Linked DNA regions of Homo sapiens: all the other regions are linked to region 2. The links are chromatin contacts, found by Hi-C or POLR2A ChIA-PET in ENCODE. All regions are on one chromosome and are shown on one strand. Each heading gives the region's core, a stretch centred on a gene start or an enhancer-like site at or near the end of the contact. The rest is flanking DNA. Distances are from core to core; before and after follow the strand shown. Region 1 holds the start of LARP1 (La ribonucleoprotein 1, translational regulator). Region 2 holds the start of THG1L (tRNA-histidine guanylyltransferase 1 like). Region 3 holds the start of SLU7 (spliceosome associated SLU7). Region 4 holds the start of PWWP2A (PWWP domain containing 2A).

The links. A loop is a pair of places that touch in the nucleus more often than their neighbours do. ChIA-PET counts read pairs that join two places held with the same protein, here RNA polymerase II (POLR2A). Pooled maps may share reads with other maps.
Region 1: a map of naive thymus-derived CD4-positive, alpha-beta T cell shows a loop between it and region 2 (15-fold over the local background). The contact joins the promoter of LARP1 here to the promoter of THG1L in region 2. A Hi-C loop is called at or near these places in 5 of 168 maps with a recorded cell type or tissue (B cell, CD4-positive, alpha-beta T cell, CD8-positive, alpha-beta T cell and 1 more) and 10 of 50 pooled maps. POLR2A ChIA-PET finds 5 or more read pairs at or near these places in 1 of 52 experiments (K562).
Region 3: a loop to region 2 is called in a map of ascending aorta, with 5 times the contacts of the local background. The contact joins the promoter of SLU7 here to the promoter of THG1L in region 2. A Hi-C loop is called at or near these places in 3 of 168 maps with a recorded cell type or tissue (CD8-positive, alpha-beta T cell, ascending aorta and naive thymus-derived CD4-positive, alpha-beta T cell), 1 of 37 single-sample maps with no recorded cell type and 11 of 50 pooled maps. POLR2A ChIA-PET finds 5 or more read pairs at or near these places in 2 of 52 experiments (AG04450 and activated CD4-positive, alpha-beta T cell).
Region 4: a map of CD4-positive, alpha-beta T cell shows a loop between it and region 2 (4-fold over the local background). The contact joins the promoter of PWWP2A here to the promoter of THG1L in region 2. A Hi-C loop is called at or near these places in 4 of 168 maps with a recorded cell type or tissue (CD4-positive, alpha-beta T cell, CD8-positive, alpha-beta T cell and naive thymus-derived CD4-positive, alpha-beta T cell), 1 of 37 single-sample maps with no recorded cell type and 10 of 50 pooled maps.

The regions. Positions count from the first base shown.
Region 1 is chr5:154,754,031-154,757,287 of GRCh38, reverse strand. It overlaps LARP1 (La ribonucleoprotein 1, translational regulator), which reads right to left and starts at 1,911. Exons shown (of 19, transcript NM_033551.3): 1 at 1,095-1,911. The coding sequence starts at 1,530. It overlaps LOC112267936 (a long non-coding RNA gene), which reads left to right and starts at 2,268. Exons shown (of 2, transcript XR_002956231.2): 1 at 2,268-3,257. RefSeq lists silencers at 834-943, 1,224-1,303, 1,344-1,753, 1,794-2,133, 2,384-2,533.
Region 2 is chr5:157,729,414-157,732,925 of GRCh38, reverse strand. It overlaps THG1L (tRNA-histidine guanylyltransferase 1 like), which reads right to left and starts at 1,506. Exons shown (of 6, transcript NM_017872.5): 1 at 1,295-1,506; 2 at 1-58. The coding sequence starts at 1,485. RefSeq lists enhancers at 1,230-1,589, 2,906-2,985, 3,016-3,135.
Region 3 is chr5:160,417,095-160,420,386 of GRCh38, reverse strand. SLU7 (spliceosome associated SLU7) reads left to right here and starts at 1,306. Exons shown (of 16, transcript NM_006425.5): 1 at 1,306-1,364. RefSeq lists enhancers at 895-964, 975-1,094, 1,545-1,594.
Region 4 is chr5:160,117,742-160,121,208 of GRCh38, reverse strand. It overlaps PWWP2A (PWWP domain containing 2A), which reads left to right and starts at 1,759. Exons shown (of 2, transcript NM_001130864.2): 1 at 1,759-2,404. The coding sequence starts at 1,821. RefSeq lists silencers at 1,634-1,683, 1,844-1,943, 2,044-2,223, 2,344-2,763 and an enhancer at 1,708-2,207.

The DNA.
Region 1 (3,257 bases), core at 662-3,161, 3.0 Mb after region 2:
CCCCCGGAAAGGGGCACGGTCCAAAAGGACCAAAACGCGGAGGAGGGAGAGGGAGGACTCGCGGAGCGCCGGTCGGCAGTCACATGCCGCTCCCCGCGCGGGGAGGCACCACGTTGTCCCGGCTGCAGAGGAATGCTGGGAAGGGGGGACGCGCACACACCCGCGCCGCGCACACGCACACTCGGGCCGCGCCGCGGGCCCGCACCCTCCTGCCACCCCCAGCGCCGCGGCCCGCACCGAACGCCGAGGCCGAGCGGCCCGCGGGCCGCCGGCGCGGCGCATGGCGCCCAACTGTCACCCGCCCGCCCAGGCCGGCCACTCCCTCCCCCGCCGCCACACGCCCCTCAAGTCGCCGCAGGCCCCTCACCCGCCTCACATTTTCCGCCAACCTCCTAACTGGCTCCCCCAGCACACTCGCCATCGGGCTCCTTCTTAAGGCGGAAGGTGCCCGGGATCGGGGAGGGAAACCACCGAATTCGATGACACGATGGGTTTCTTCTCCCCACAACTGACCCCTCAACCCGTCTCCAAATGGCGATTCTAAAGCCCAATTTCATCTCCCCGAGAACAAAACTTGTTAACTTTTAATCCCCGCATCCGTGCGGCCAGCATGTACTCCGCGCCGGGCACTGGGTTGCCCGTGACATATGCTCATTAAACATTTACAACATGGGGACGCTCGCAACGCTACCAAAACGGGGAGCGCCGGGCGGGGTGGGAAGAGGGGCTTCCAGAGGAAGGTTCAAACCAGAAACCGTCTCTTACACCAGCATGCGGTGGGGATCGTTTCACTGAAACCAGCGCCCACCCTCTGCCGACGAGGTAGGCCCGAACCACACCGTTGCCCACTAACCGCTGCGGCCCAGGCGGTGGCCGTAGCCTCCCGGAGGCCGGGCCCTCGGGCAGGGGCAGGTCCCTGAGTGTACGGTGGGGGGGAGGGCGCGGCGACCAGGATCAACCAGGAGGCAATTTTAAAAAGTCCCGAGTCACCATGACCGGTAGCAGACCCCGGGGCCCTGGAGGTGCTGGGGGAGGGGACTCCCATGTCCCCGGAAGAGGCCCCCGGACCCAGGAGGGCAAGGAGGGAGACCCACCTGGGGGGGACTGTCCGTTCACGGTGGTCAGGACCGGCGGCAATGCGTTCTTAGTCCACGGGTTCACCTTGGGCGGGGGGGCTTCCACGAAGTCCCGGCGCCCCGCGCCCGCGGCTCCGGCAGCTCCTCCGCCAGCGCCTGGCTCGCCGCCGCCCTCCTCCCCGTCGCTGATGGCCGGGCCTTCGGCGCCGGGCAGCTGCAGCGGCCGCGGGCTCTCGCGCTCCTGCTGCCCGGTGCCCTCCTTGTGCGGCTTGGCGCAGGGCGGCCGGGGTCTCCGAGCGCTGCCGTCCGGCTCCCCCCCGCGGACGTCGTTTGGCCCGGGCTCGCCCTTGCCCTCGGGCGCCGGCGGCGGCTTCTTCCTCACCAGCCCCCCGTGCTCTTCGGCCTGCAAGAGCGTGGCGCCCCCAGGCAGCAGCGGCTCCACCTGAGTGGCCATCTGCGCGCCCGCCCCCCCGGAGAAGCCGGGCGCGCCCGAGGCTGCCTCCCCCGCCTCGAACTTGGCTAGCAGAGCGCCCGCGACGCCTTCCTCCGGGGCGCTGGGCCCCAGTCCCTGCAGAGAAGGGTCGGGGTTCACGCGAGGTGCGGCCCCCTCCCAGTTAGATGCAGCCGCCGTAAATCCGAGGCCCACTAGCGGGGCGGGGGGGGAGGAAGGCCCCCCACTCTGCAGTCCAGGCCTCCTAGGCGTGCGTCCCCCCCCGCCCGTTCCTCGCAAGACGCCCCCACCCCGAGCCCGGCAGGCTTCTAGTCCCGTCCCTCCCTCCCCCCCGCCCCCGGGGCGGCCCGGGCTTCCCGGCTCGGGGGCTGCAGCAATATGGACGGACGGGGGAGAGGCGCGGCGAGCCAAGCAGACCACGCGATCCGCGGCAGGCGGCGGGCGGGCGCGCGCCTCACGACGCGGCGGGCGAGGGGAGGGGACGGCGCAGCGGGGGCGCGCCGCTGGCCGGGCCCTGGGCGACGGGCGGGCAGGAGGCGGCGGGACGGCGCGCGCACGGCTACGCGGTCCTGCCCCTCGCCCCGCCCCTCGTCTCCGATTCCTCAGAGCACCTCCCGGGCTGGGGGTAGGGACGCTCAGACCGGACGGGGGCGAGCACGTGCCTGATGCAATTCGGGAGTTGTCGGTGGGGGCGCTGACGGGGATAGGAGAGAAGGCTGGGCGAGGAGGGGAGGTATCTTAAAGGGCCAGCGCGTGAGAGCGGCCTCAGGTGGAGCACATGGGACCCGGCCACGCGGCCTGCCGGGCCTGCTCGTGCTCTTTAGGCTGGGTGTCAGATTCAGGGGAAGGAGCCATTAGTGTCATTCCTGACTTCTAGGAGGCCGAAGGGAGGACCCTCATCCGCCCCGAGGACGCGCCAACGCCGCCCCCTCCCCTGTGCCCGGCGGGCCTGGCCCCTTCGGTCCCCGCCCGGGTGACCTTGGTTGGGTGAGCCGTCCGCACCTCAGTGGGTTGTGCTCCGCGCCTCGCCGCCGCTGGGCCTGGCCTCGACACTACCCGGAGATGGGTTCAACTCCGGGCCTGGAAAGCGAGTCTTTAGCCCTTGCGGGCAGCCGGCGCCTAGGAAGTGGGAACGGAATTACTAAAGCCCTCACCCAGGCCAGGCCCTTCTCCCCGCCGCGAAACCTTGTATTTATGGGCAGGAAATGTCTTTTCTTTCAAGTGGATGTCGTTTTTTTTCTAAAGAATTGCTTTGGGCGGAGTTGAACCGTCCCTGGATTGGGACTTCTGAGATCTGAGATTTTATCCTGGCCCTGCCCCCTTACCATCTCTGCAGCAGTGACTTCCAGCTTCGTGGGCCTCAGTTTCTCTATTGTAAAATGAAGGAGCAGTGTATGACAGCAGTTTCAAACTTCAGTGTACATTCGATTCAATACTTACTGACCTCGTACTGTGGGGGCCTTGCAGGGTTCTAGGAAACGGGTTTGGTATAAACTAGGCTAACAAAGTCCCTATCCTCATGGAATTTATTCTAAGGTGGGGAAAGAGACAATAAACAAGTAATAAATTATTGTCTAGTATCTATGAAGACAATAGTTAAACTGTGGTAATCAGTTAGACTAGATGGGCTACTTTTGTTTGGGTGATAAGGGAAGACTTCTTTGAACGCAGATGCCAAAGTATTAGGAATCAGGCTCGGTCTGGGACTGGACCCAGAAATCTGCGTGTCT
Region 2 (3,512 bases), core at 257-2,756:
CATCAGCTGGAGAGCACGGCTGTCATTGGGTTTTGCAAAGTTGTGCTTCTCAGCAAACCTTCACAGGGGAAAAAGGGAAGAAAGCATGGATGGAAGCCTGTCATTAACAACACGCTCTGTTGCTAGATAACAGAGGCTGTTTGGAGGAAGATAATGTAATAGCACTGTGAACTCAAATGCTCAACTAGCCACAACCTGATCCATTTTCTTAAGAACTTAGTTTTTTTCCTGCCCTGAAATTGAGAAAGCCAGACAGAAATGCTAAGCCTCAACTCTCCTTTCTGTGAAATGGGAATAAAAGAATATTTACCTCATTGGGTTGTCCTGAAGATTAGGGAGAAGATAAAAGTAATCATACCTAGCTCCTAGTAAGTGCTCAATAAATGTTAGTTATAATAATCATTAACAATGCAGCCCTCTTCAAAGATTAAATTCCCATCTTTCTGTTATATTTCTTTCTCCCCCTCCCTCTTTTTCTGAGACAGGGTCTTGCTCTGTCACCCAAGCTGGAGTGCAGTGTCCAATCACCGCTCACTGCAGCCTTGACCTCCCAGGCTCAAGCGATCCTTCCACCTCAGCCTTCCCAGTAGCTGGAACTACATGTGTGCACCACTGCGCCGGGCAAATTAAATTTTTTCTTTTTCTTTCTTTCTCTCTTCCTTCTTTCTCTCTCTCTCTCTCTTTTTTTTTTTTTTTTTTTTTTTTTTTTTGTAGTGGCGGAGTTTCACAAACAACAACCACAGAAAAAACAAAACAAAAACAAAAACTTGGTCTCCAACTCCTGGCCTTAAGTGATCCTCCTGCCTCCCGCGCCCAGCCTTCTCTTTTTTTCTGACTCTCTGTTGAATCTAGTCCATGTGGCCTGTTACTGATAATGAAGCACAGACGTTAAGTATTGCCCACAAGCAAGGCTTACACAGACTTCTGAACAGTCAGCATTCAAAGATATCTAACAGAATAGCTAGGCAATTGGCTTAAGAGCTTAAATATTGTGCATGAGAGTGACTTTTAACAACAGGTCCTTGCTAACAAGTCTCTGTTCACTTAACACGGGCACTCCAAGCCAGATCCTCATCACGGGAGCACATCGCCCATTCAATTACGCTAACAGCCAGCGTTCAGGCACTGTCCTAGCCAACACGCAGGGCGGGGCAATGCTCCATGCTGCGCACTCATTGGCTACCGCGTTACCCTGGTAACCGTGACTGGAGCGGGCGGGAGGACTTGCAAGGGAAGAAGCTGGATTCCCCGGAAGCGCTGGCGCATCGCGACGCCCCGAGTCGAGCTCGCTCACCGATGGAAATTCCGGCCGTCCAGCCGCACTACCACCCAGCAGTGTGCCAGGCAGGTGTCGTCAGCCTCGAAGTCCCTCACGTACTCGAACTTGCTTTTTGCCATGGTCGCCCCCAATCTCAGGTACCGTCTCAGAGTGATGGAAATGGTGGCCAAGGAATCGTGAACCTTAACTTTACAGGCGCCCCACATTCTACACGCGGAAAGGAAAGGGCCAGATAGCCCCGCCCCGGAAGTGTTCTCTTCGCGGCTACTCTAGCCGTAGGGCAGTCATAGTCTCTCTCGCCTCTCCCTGTAGTTCTTAACCTCCCAGGCAAAGAGGATGGAGGTTTAGGTTCCTCCGTTAGCACCTTCCACGCTTGCTTCTTCCTCCTCCCGTCCTGCGGCAAATCAGTCTCACGAGGTTTTTAAAAATTATTTTTTATCTGCTGGTCTTGACTTACTGGCAAAAGCAATCAGTGTCCCCGTTAGTGCCCAGATCAAAATCATACCCCAACCTAAAAAAAAAAAAAAAAAAAAAAATTCTTTTTCTGGTGTTTGAAGGTGTAGCTGTGATGTTTCCCCTTTTCTTAGTGGCATTTATTAACTTGTAGAAAATCTGGAATACACCAAAACTATAGTTAAGAAAATTAACACTTTGTTTCTCCGTCTTTCCCATCAAAGCATTGTGGATGGTTCCTTTCAGTCTTTTTTCTTTTTGTGTATGTAGGTTTACACAGGGAATGCACAAGATTGGAATTATTCGCCTATACAATGTTTATATATTTTTCCACTCAGCTTGAGCATTTGCCAGTATCATCAATTATTCCAAAGTGTGATTTTTAAAAGAAAAATGGACTCAATATTCCAACATATGGGTATACTAAATTGATTTATTCAACTTTTTCACCATTAAATAATCACAGAACCAGTGTTTGATATCTTGTTGCTGGTGGATAATAGTAAAAATAAAATCCTAATATTTGTGTCATACTTTGTGATTTACAAAGCTCTTTCAAATTCATTACCTACTTACTTACTTTTTTTTTTTTTCCATCCTCAAGAAAGATATTCAGGCCAGGCACGGTGGCTGACGCCTGTAATCCCAGCACTTTGGGAGGCAGAGGCAGGAGGATTGCTTGAGTTCAGGAGATTCATACCAGCCTTGGCAACGTAGCAAGACCCCTGTTCCTACAAAAAAGAAAAAAAATTATCCAGGCTTAGTAGCCCATGCCCGTAGTCCTAGCTATGGGAGGATGAGGTGGGAAGATACTTGAGGCCAGGAGTTCGAGACTGCAGTGACCCATCATTAGCCACTGCACTCCAGCCTTGGTGACAGAGCAAGAATCTGTCTCTAAAGAAAAAGAAAAATATTCAAACAATATAAATCCTTTTATATGTAGCAAAAAGTCTCTCACTGACTCCTAACAACATACTTTAGGCAGTTACTGTTACCAGTTTTTTGTGTATCCATACAGGGATCTATATCAGTATGTGTGTATATCCTCATAATAGTACCACAAATGGTAGTCATCACTCCTTTGATGCTCAGAGTAACATCAGAGGGATGCAAAAGAGGAACTGGGATTTCACCTTTACAAAGGGGAAATCTGAGACTCAAAGAGAAAAAAATAATTTACATAAGGTCACATATGTGGCAGGACCAAGACATAAATTATGACATCCTGCATCTTTTCTTTGTTTCTGTTGCTGTGAAGTCAGTTTTCTGTAGGTTATCATTCCTCACCTTTTACTTCCACAAACTCCTCTCTCCAAGCTGACCAGGAGACAACCAAATCTTGCCTCCTCTAGGAGCCCTACTTTCATTAGGTGAATTTTTCAAAATTACTTATCAATATGAATTCATGATTTTTATTTTTTTTATGTGTATGTTTTCGAGACAGAGTCTCACTGTCACCTAGGCTGGAGTACAATGGCATGATCTCAGCTCACTGCAGCCTAGACCTCTTGGGTTCAGGTGAACCTCCCACCTCCCTTCCTAGTAGCTGGGACTACAGGTGCGTGCCACCATGCCCACCTAATATTTGTATTTTTTTTTGTAGAAACAGGGTTTCCCCATCCACATCCCACACTGGGAGATGAGACTCCTATCAGGGATGGGCTGAATATAAAATAAGCCAATTGGCTTTGGGTTGCTTTGCAGTGAAATGCATAGTAGAAGTACTACACTGTCTTCTCCCATAGCATCTATATGGTCTTTACATAAATTAAGCATTAAA
Region 3 (3,292 bases), core at 57-2,556, 2.7 Mb before region 2:
ACCCTCTCTGAATAACCACTGTTTTCTTACTAATGATGCCCTCAGACCAGCTTTGCTATTCCTATTACTGGAAATACTCAATTGCTAAACCACCCTCACTCATAACAGCACTTAGTCCCTAATCAGTTTCTCCCAATCCTTCTTTACAAACAGCAACCCATCCAGAACCAATCCCGGCTTTCCTAGACCTTCCTCAGAACCCTCCAGAGGGACCTCAAGTCTTAGAAAAGATTCAACTGTCTTGTCCTGCGCTTTCTGATTCCTCTTCGAGATGCGCTCTCCTGGTGGTTTTGGCTAATTAGGCCTTAACACTCCTAAGCAAATTTCAGGAATATTTTTAAGTGGAAAAAAACAAAGCCTGAGTGATTCATAGACTCTATTCACTTTCACGCTAGTCTCTGACACTGTTTCTTCATCTACTGCCCTGTAAAAGCAAAATTAATATTTATGTTCCTAAACTCCAGGTATTGCAAATTCTTAATACGAAAAAAATAGATTCTATTATGTTGGGCTATTTTATTGAGGCAGGAATGGTAGCTACTTTTACTTTTACATTCAAAAAGGATACACGTTATGGGGGGGAGGGGGAGAACAACCAGAATAGAAAGCACAAAGAAAAAAAAAAATCACAAGAAATTCTACCACGAAAATTAGTTTATTTTCCAGTGTTTTATTTCACATGTATACTTTTAAAGAAGGGATGGGATAGCATAGATACTGTTTCTCCAAAATGGAAATTGTCGTATTTTTTTCTAATGATAACATGCCTTATGTTCTCACAGCACCTGGTATTCTTTTCATAGCAACTTTTCACAGCTGCTAAATCTGAATAGTTGTTTCGGTGTCTTTCGCACTCTGATGTAAATCTGAGGGAAGACACTGTTCACCAAATCCCCAGCATGTTACACAGCCTGGCTACTAATTAGTGCCAAGTTTAACTGCTTTTTTTTTTTTTTTAAGCTGATACGTCACCAACTTCCCCATTCATTTCATAGTCCCCTGGTGAGGCTTAAGCTCTTGTCTGTTCTGGTCTTTTTTTTTTTTTTTTAACTTCCTAAAATTCTCCGATTCTAAAAGAAAGCTCCTAAATAGAAGCCAAAAAGTAGCCGCCCAACTTGAAACTCCCCACAAGCCGGGTAAATAGCGCGATACGCAGCAGCTAGAGTTCTCGCGTTTCCCACGGCGCAGGAGCACTGGAGGGCCCCCCTCCGCCCCCGGCCCCGCCAGGAAATTAGTGCGCATGTGCCGGTCATCCGGAAGTTACCGCAGTGGCCGCCGGAATTAGGCGAAAAGCCGGAAGTAAACATTACGAGATTGGCTTGGATTCTGTCGGATGGACTTGGGGCTAGCTGCGGCGGGGCTGGGTAAGAAAATATTGTTAGAACTTGCGGGCGACGGGGAGTTGGGGAACCTGAGAAAATGAGTCGAAGGCTCCTAATTATTGGATATATCTTCACGGGGGTGATGAGCCCTCAGGTGTTGAGGGAGCGAGGACGGGGGACCGAAAAGCCACTGTCCTGAGACCCATTCATGGCACTCGTGCCCTGCCAGGCCAGGCCTGCGTCTTCAGGGAAACAGTCGGGATAACTATGAGAGTGTCGCCTTTGTGGCGGTGCCTCGAAGACCTTGAGCAATCCCCGGACTGCGAGCAGGGAAAGCTGCTTCCAGTACCCAAATTGACAGACTGTATTTCCTCGCCAGAAAAATTTACTTGAGCTTCAGTTTTTCCTGTTAAGTCGAGATGATCCGACTTCAGTGGGGTATCATGCGGGTATAAATGAAAACATCTATGTAAGTAAAGCGCTAAACAGTGTCTTACGTAAGCCCTCAGTAAGTGGGAGCTATTACTGTTTTTAGTTGGAGAAAATAGGTCCCTCCACAGCGACGGAAACTAGTGCGTACAACTTGGTGACTATAATACTTTATTCAGTTTTAGTTTTTAATATTTTAGGCCCAGAAGCCAATGTTCTGTGGACAAGTATAACATACTGGTTTAGAGAACTGACTTTGGAGTCAGAGTTGTGTTTGAAGTCCTTATTTCTTACTACAATGTGTTCTTGGCTGAGGATCTTACCTCTCAGAACCTGTTTCTTCACTGTAAAATGGTGTTCATCAGACCTATCTACTGGGCTTATTGTGAAGATTAGATGAGGTGATACACGGTAGGCTCGAGAAATGGTAGCTGTTTTAATAAAGATTAAATTTACCGTTGTTGTGCTTCTCTTCGCAGTATATTTAGGCCATCAGTTTATATGTTACACAAATATATGTGGAGGTTTTCTATAGGTCAGACATAGAAGAGAACACCTTTGAGAAGCATCGTAGACCCCCAGGCATTGAGCACTTTCCACTGGGAAAGAGCTTGTGTAAAGGCCCAGTGTCTACAGGGAGCACGGTTTGTTAGAGGAACTAGAGGAACTACAAGAAGGTCTATGTAGTTAGTAGAGAAGGAAGCGGGGATAGTTGTAATGGTGAGGCTGGAAGGTAGGCAGGTGCCAGACCATGGTGGACCGTGTAGGTGTGTTAAAAAGATGTCAGTTTTTAGAGTACGAATGATAAAATCCTTTGGAGCGTCATTTTTTTTTTTTTTTTTTTGAGACGTAGTCTAGCTCTGTCGCCCAGGCTGGAGTGCAGTGACGCAATATCAGCTCACTGCAATATCGGCCTCCTGGGTTCAGGTGATTCTCCTGTCTCAGCCTCCCGAGTAGCTAGGATTACAGGTGCACGCCACCACGCCTGGCTGATTTTTTTGTATATGCTTAGTAGCGACGGGGTTTCGCCAGGTTGGCCAGGCTGGTCTCAAACTCCTTACCTCAGGTGATCCGCCCGCCTCGGCCTCCCAAAGTGCTGGGATTACAGGTGTGAACCATCGCACCCAGGTGTCACTATTCGTTATGATAGTTATTAGCCACTTGTGGTTATTGAGACTGGAAATGTGATTAGTTTAAATAAGTGTAAAACCCATATCAACTTTTAAAGACAGAGTTGTTTTTTTTCTAATTCAAATTTGCAATTATAATATGTTGGATATATTACATTAAATAAAATCTTGTAAAAGTAATTTTACCTGTTTATTTTTACTTTTTTAATGTGACTACTGGAAAACATAAAATTACATGTGGGACTAGCATTGTATTTCTCTTAGATGGTGCTGTATTGAATTTTTGGACGGTACTGCATTGGAGGATTTTAAGCTTGGGCAGTAGGACATTGTATTAATCTGTTTTCACATTGCCAATGAAGACATAGCCCAGACCTGCCAATTTACTAAAGAAGTAAGTTTGTTGGACTT
Region 4 (3,467 bases), core at 510-3,009, 2.4 Mb before region 2:
TTGTATTTTTAGTAGAGATGGGGTTTCACCATGTTGGTCAGGTTGTTCTCAAACTCCTGACCTCAGGTGGTCCGCCTGCCTCGGCCTCCCAAAGTGCTGGGATTACAGGCTTGAGCCACCGCGCTTGGCCCGCTTAGGATGTTTAACATGGCTAAGGCTTGGCTTCCTCATCTGTAAAAAAGGGAGAAGATTTAAGTCACAGGATTTTAAGTGAGAGTTTTGGGAAAATCTCTGGTACAAAATGAACACTAAGTACATTTGTTTCTTTCTGTATTTTTAAATGATATTCTGAAACTTCCCTGATTGGGATCTTCTACTGGCCTTTCCCCACGAGCCACTTGGTTTGAAATAGGCAGAGCATATGGTGATATTTGTTTATTGCTATTTTCAGTCTTTTCCATGTAAAACTGAAATTCTGACTATGCAATTTACCAGCCGAGTAACCTTGGGCACCCTCTTTGTGCCTCAAAATTTTAAGGATTGAGATGATATGCTATAGTGTTTGTATTAGTGCCTGGTACATGGTACTCAAAAGACACTAGCTGTAATTATTCTTCAGGACTTTATTTTTTTTACTTTCATTGCTAGCAGTTTTTCTACCCTCTCTCCTGCAGGCATTCTCCCAGAAAAAAGGCTGACTCTGTGGTGCCATTTGAGAGAAATAGGTTCAGTAGATTCTTCCAGAGATGACAAACGAAAAGACTTGATGTGGAAGTAAGAGAAGTAGGGGCGTCAGGACACTGAAGTGAGAGATCTTTTGTTCTCGTGGCATTGGAGAAGCCAGGAAAGAAAAAGGCTTTAGCAGGGACCAGGTGCGTCCACTTTGCAAGTGGATTTGGAGAGAACAAGCAGTGTTCACATATCAGTCCAGCAATGTCTCAAGACTCCTTCCTGGAACAGTCATCAGTTTAATCCAGTGAGGATGGTGTCTCTCTTCTTTCATGAGCATTTTCCTATTTCTGAAATATTAATAAATAGGTGCTTTGTTCCTAGGAAGTGGAGAGAAGTCAAGGAAAATACTCATCATACTCCTAGAAGTCAAGGAAAATACTCCTCGTACTCCTCATGGCCGCTGGAGCCCGCTGCTATGAGGTTATGGAGAACGTCTTGAACATTCCATTCCCCAGCACCTAGTGCAGTGACTAGCATAGTAGGCACTCAAAAAGTGTCTGTAGGATTGTATTTCAAACTTTAGTTGTCTTTCCCAAAGAAGCCTGTCGTGCCCACACGCGGCCGCAAGAAGTCCGCGCCTAGAAATAACATTTATTCTAAGGATCTCTGCGCAGAGATTCTTGGGAAGCGGTTCCCCTCCCGCATTCCCTTGTTACTCCTCCCCTCGGCCGCCTTTGAAAGAAGTGGCACGCCACATGATTCCATCCTTTCTCCCACCTCCAAAGACCTGGCTGATAATGGGCAGGAGCGTAGGCCAACCATAAAACTTTATTTCCTCTTCCAGCCAATAGCAAGAGGCGATGAGTATATGGCTCCTCTTTTGTGACTTCCCCCGCCCCCTTTGATTCCGCCCCCTATTCCTCCACTCAGATTCCACACTTGACAACACATCTGGCCAATGAGAAGTTCCTACTCTGCGTGGGAAGGATGGACTGACTAGATGATAGACGTCCATCCCTGGCCAATGGAATATCAAAAGTGCGGGAGGGGTGTAGAATGCAACCAATGGCGAGGTGCCAGAAACGAGCATCAGGGAAAGGGCGGGACGAAAGTGTTCGCGGGAGGGAGGGGAAGGCCCAGGGAACCAAGCAGCGCTGTCGCCGCCGCCGCTGCAGCCGGAGTTGGAGGAGGGAGAAGCTAGGAAGAAAATGGCGGCCGTGGCTGCAGAGGCGGCAGCGACTGCAGCGTCCCCCGGGGAGGGGGGCGCCGGCGAGGCCGAGCCGGAGATGGAGCCCATCCCCGGCAGTGAGGCCGGCACTGACCCCCTCCCGGTCACGGCCACTGAAGCGTCTGTGCCGGATGGCGAGACTGACGGGCAGCAATCCGCTCCTCAGGCCGACGAGCCGCCGCTCCCGCCGCCACCGCCGCCGCCGGGGGAGCTCGCCCGCAGCCCAGAGGCGGTGGGGCCGGAGCTGGAGGCTGAGGAGAAACTGTCCGTTCGGGTGGCGGAGTCGGCGGCAGCCGCGCCTCAGGGAGGGCCGGAACTTCCACCTTCTCCTGCATCGCCGCCGGAGCAGCCCCCGGCTCCCGAGGAGCGCGAGGAGCCGCCGCTGCCTCAGCCCGTAGCCCCGGCGCTCGTGCCGCCGGCGGGCGGGGACTCCACGGTGTCGCAACTGATCCCGGGCTCGGAGGTGCGGGTCACGCTGGACCACATCATTGAGGACGCGCTTGTCGTGTCGTTCCGCTTCGGGGAGAAGCTCTTCTCCGGGGTCCTCATGGATCTGTCCAAAAGGTACCGCGCCCGCCCCCAGCACCCTCCGGTCCGCTGGGTCCCCAGGGAGGGAGTGAGCCCGGGCGGCCCCCTCTCCCCGAGCCCTCGCTTCCCCGCTGCCCGGGGCCCCGCCCTCTGGTCCTGCGCGGCGCGTGGCGCGCGCTCCGAGTGGGGCAGGCGCGCGAGACCGGGAGAGGGCGGTCCCGGCCCCAGGTGGGCGCCTGCGGGGCAGGTGTGCCACCAGGTGGGAGGGTGCAGGTGCAGATGGGCTCACAGGTCTCACCCCTCACGCCTGGTCTTCTTCTGCGACTTGGCCTGGAGTCACCGTCACTGGGCGGGTGGGTTAATGCAAGATGCAGATGGATTTTTGCAGAGAACGGAGTGTTGGACGGGGGGACGGGGGGGCGGGGGGCATTGCTTGCGAGGAGGCACTTGTCTGTCCTCTAACGTTTAACTTTAGCGGGATTGGAGAAAGGGGTGTGTACATTGGGGTTCCCAAAAGGTTACCTGTCACTCCTTACAGGGGGAAGAGCATTTGTTAAAATGAACCTTTTAACTGTAATTCTTACGGTTAGAAGTCATTCCCGTTAGGTTAACCATTCAACAGAGAAGCATATTTTGCTAATTTTAATGATAGTTTAAGAAAAGTTTAAAGAAGAGATTGGAGATTTTTAAAAAATCCTTTAATGTCAAGGTGGTGTAGCATAAAAATGTTCAAGTAACTTCTAACACCTGGGATTCAGTTTATGTATTAAGGACAAGAAGGTTGAGTTCATCTACAAATTTGGCTTAACCACATTTTCATTTTTTGATTTAAAATGTTTTTGGGCTCTGCTTTCAACAGGGGAAGAGAACCTGTTCTAAGTCTGGAGTTAACCTTTTTATTCTCTTCTTTTGCAGATATGAAGTGCAGAGACTCCCATTCACGGCTTTCCATTCTGTTTCCTGCAACAGCACACGCTCTGATCGTATCTCACCTGTTTGCAATGGCTTATTAGTATGTTTTACTCTTAAACTTGCTTGCTCTCCCATCAAGACCCAGGAATCCTTCTTTCCCATTTGGGGAAAAAAGCCATTTAAAATT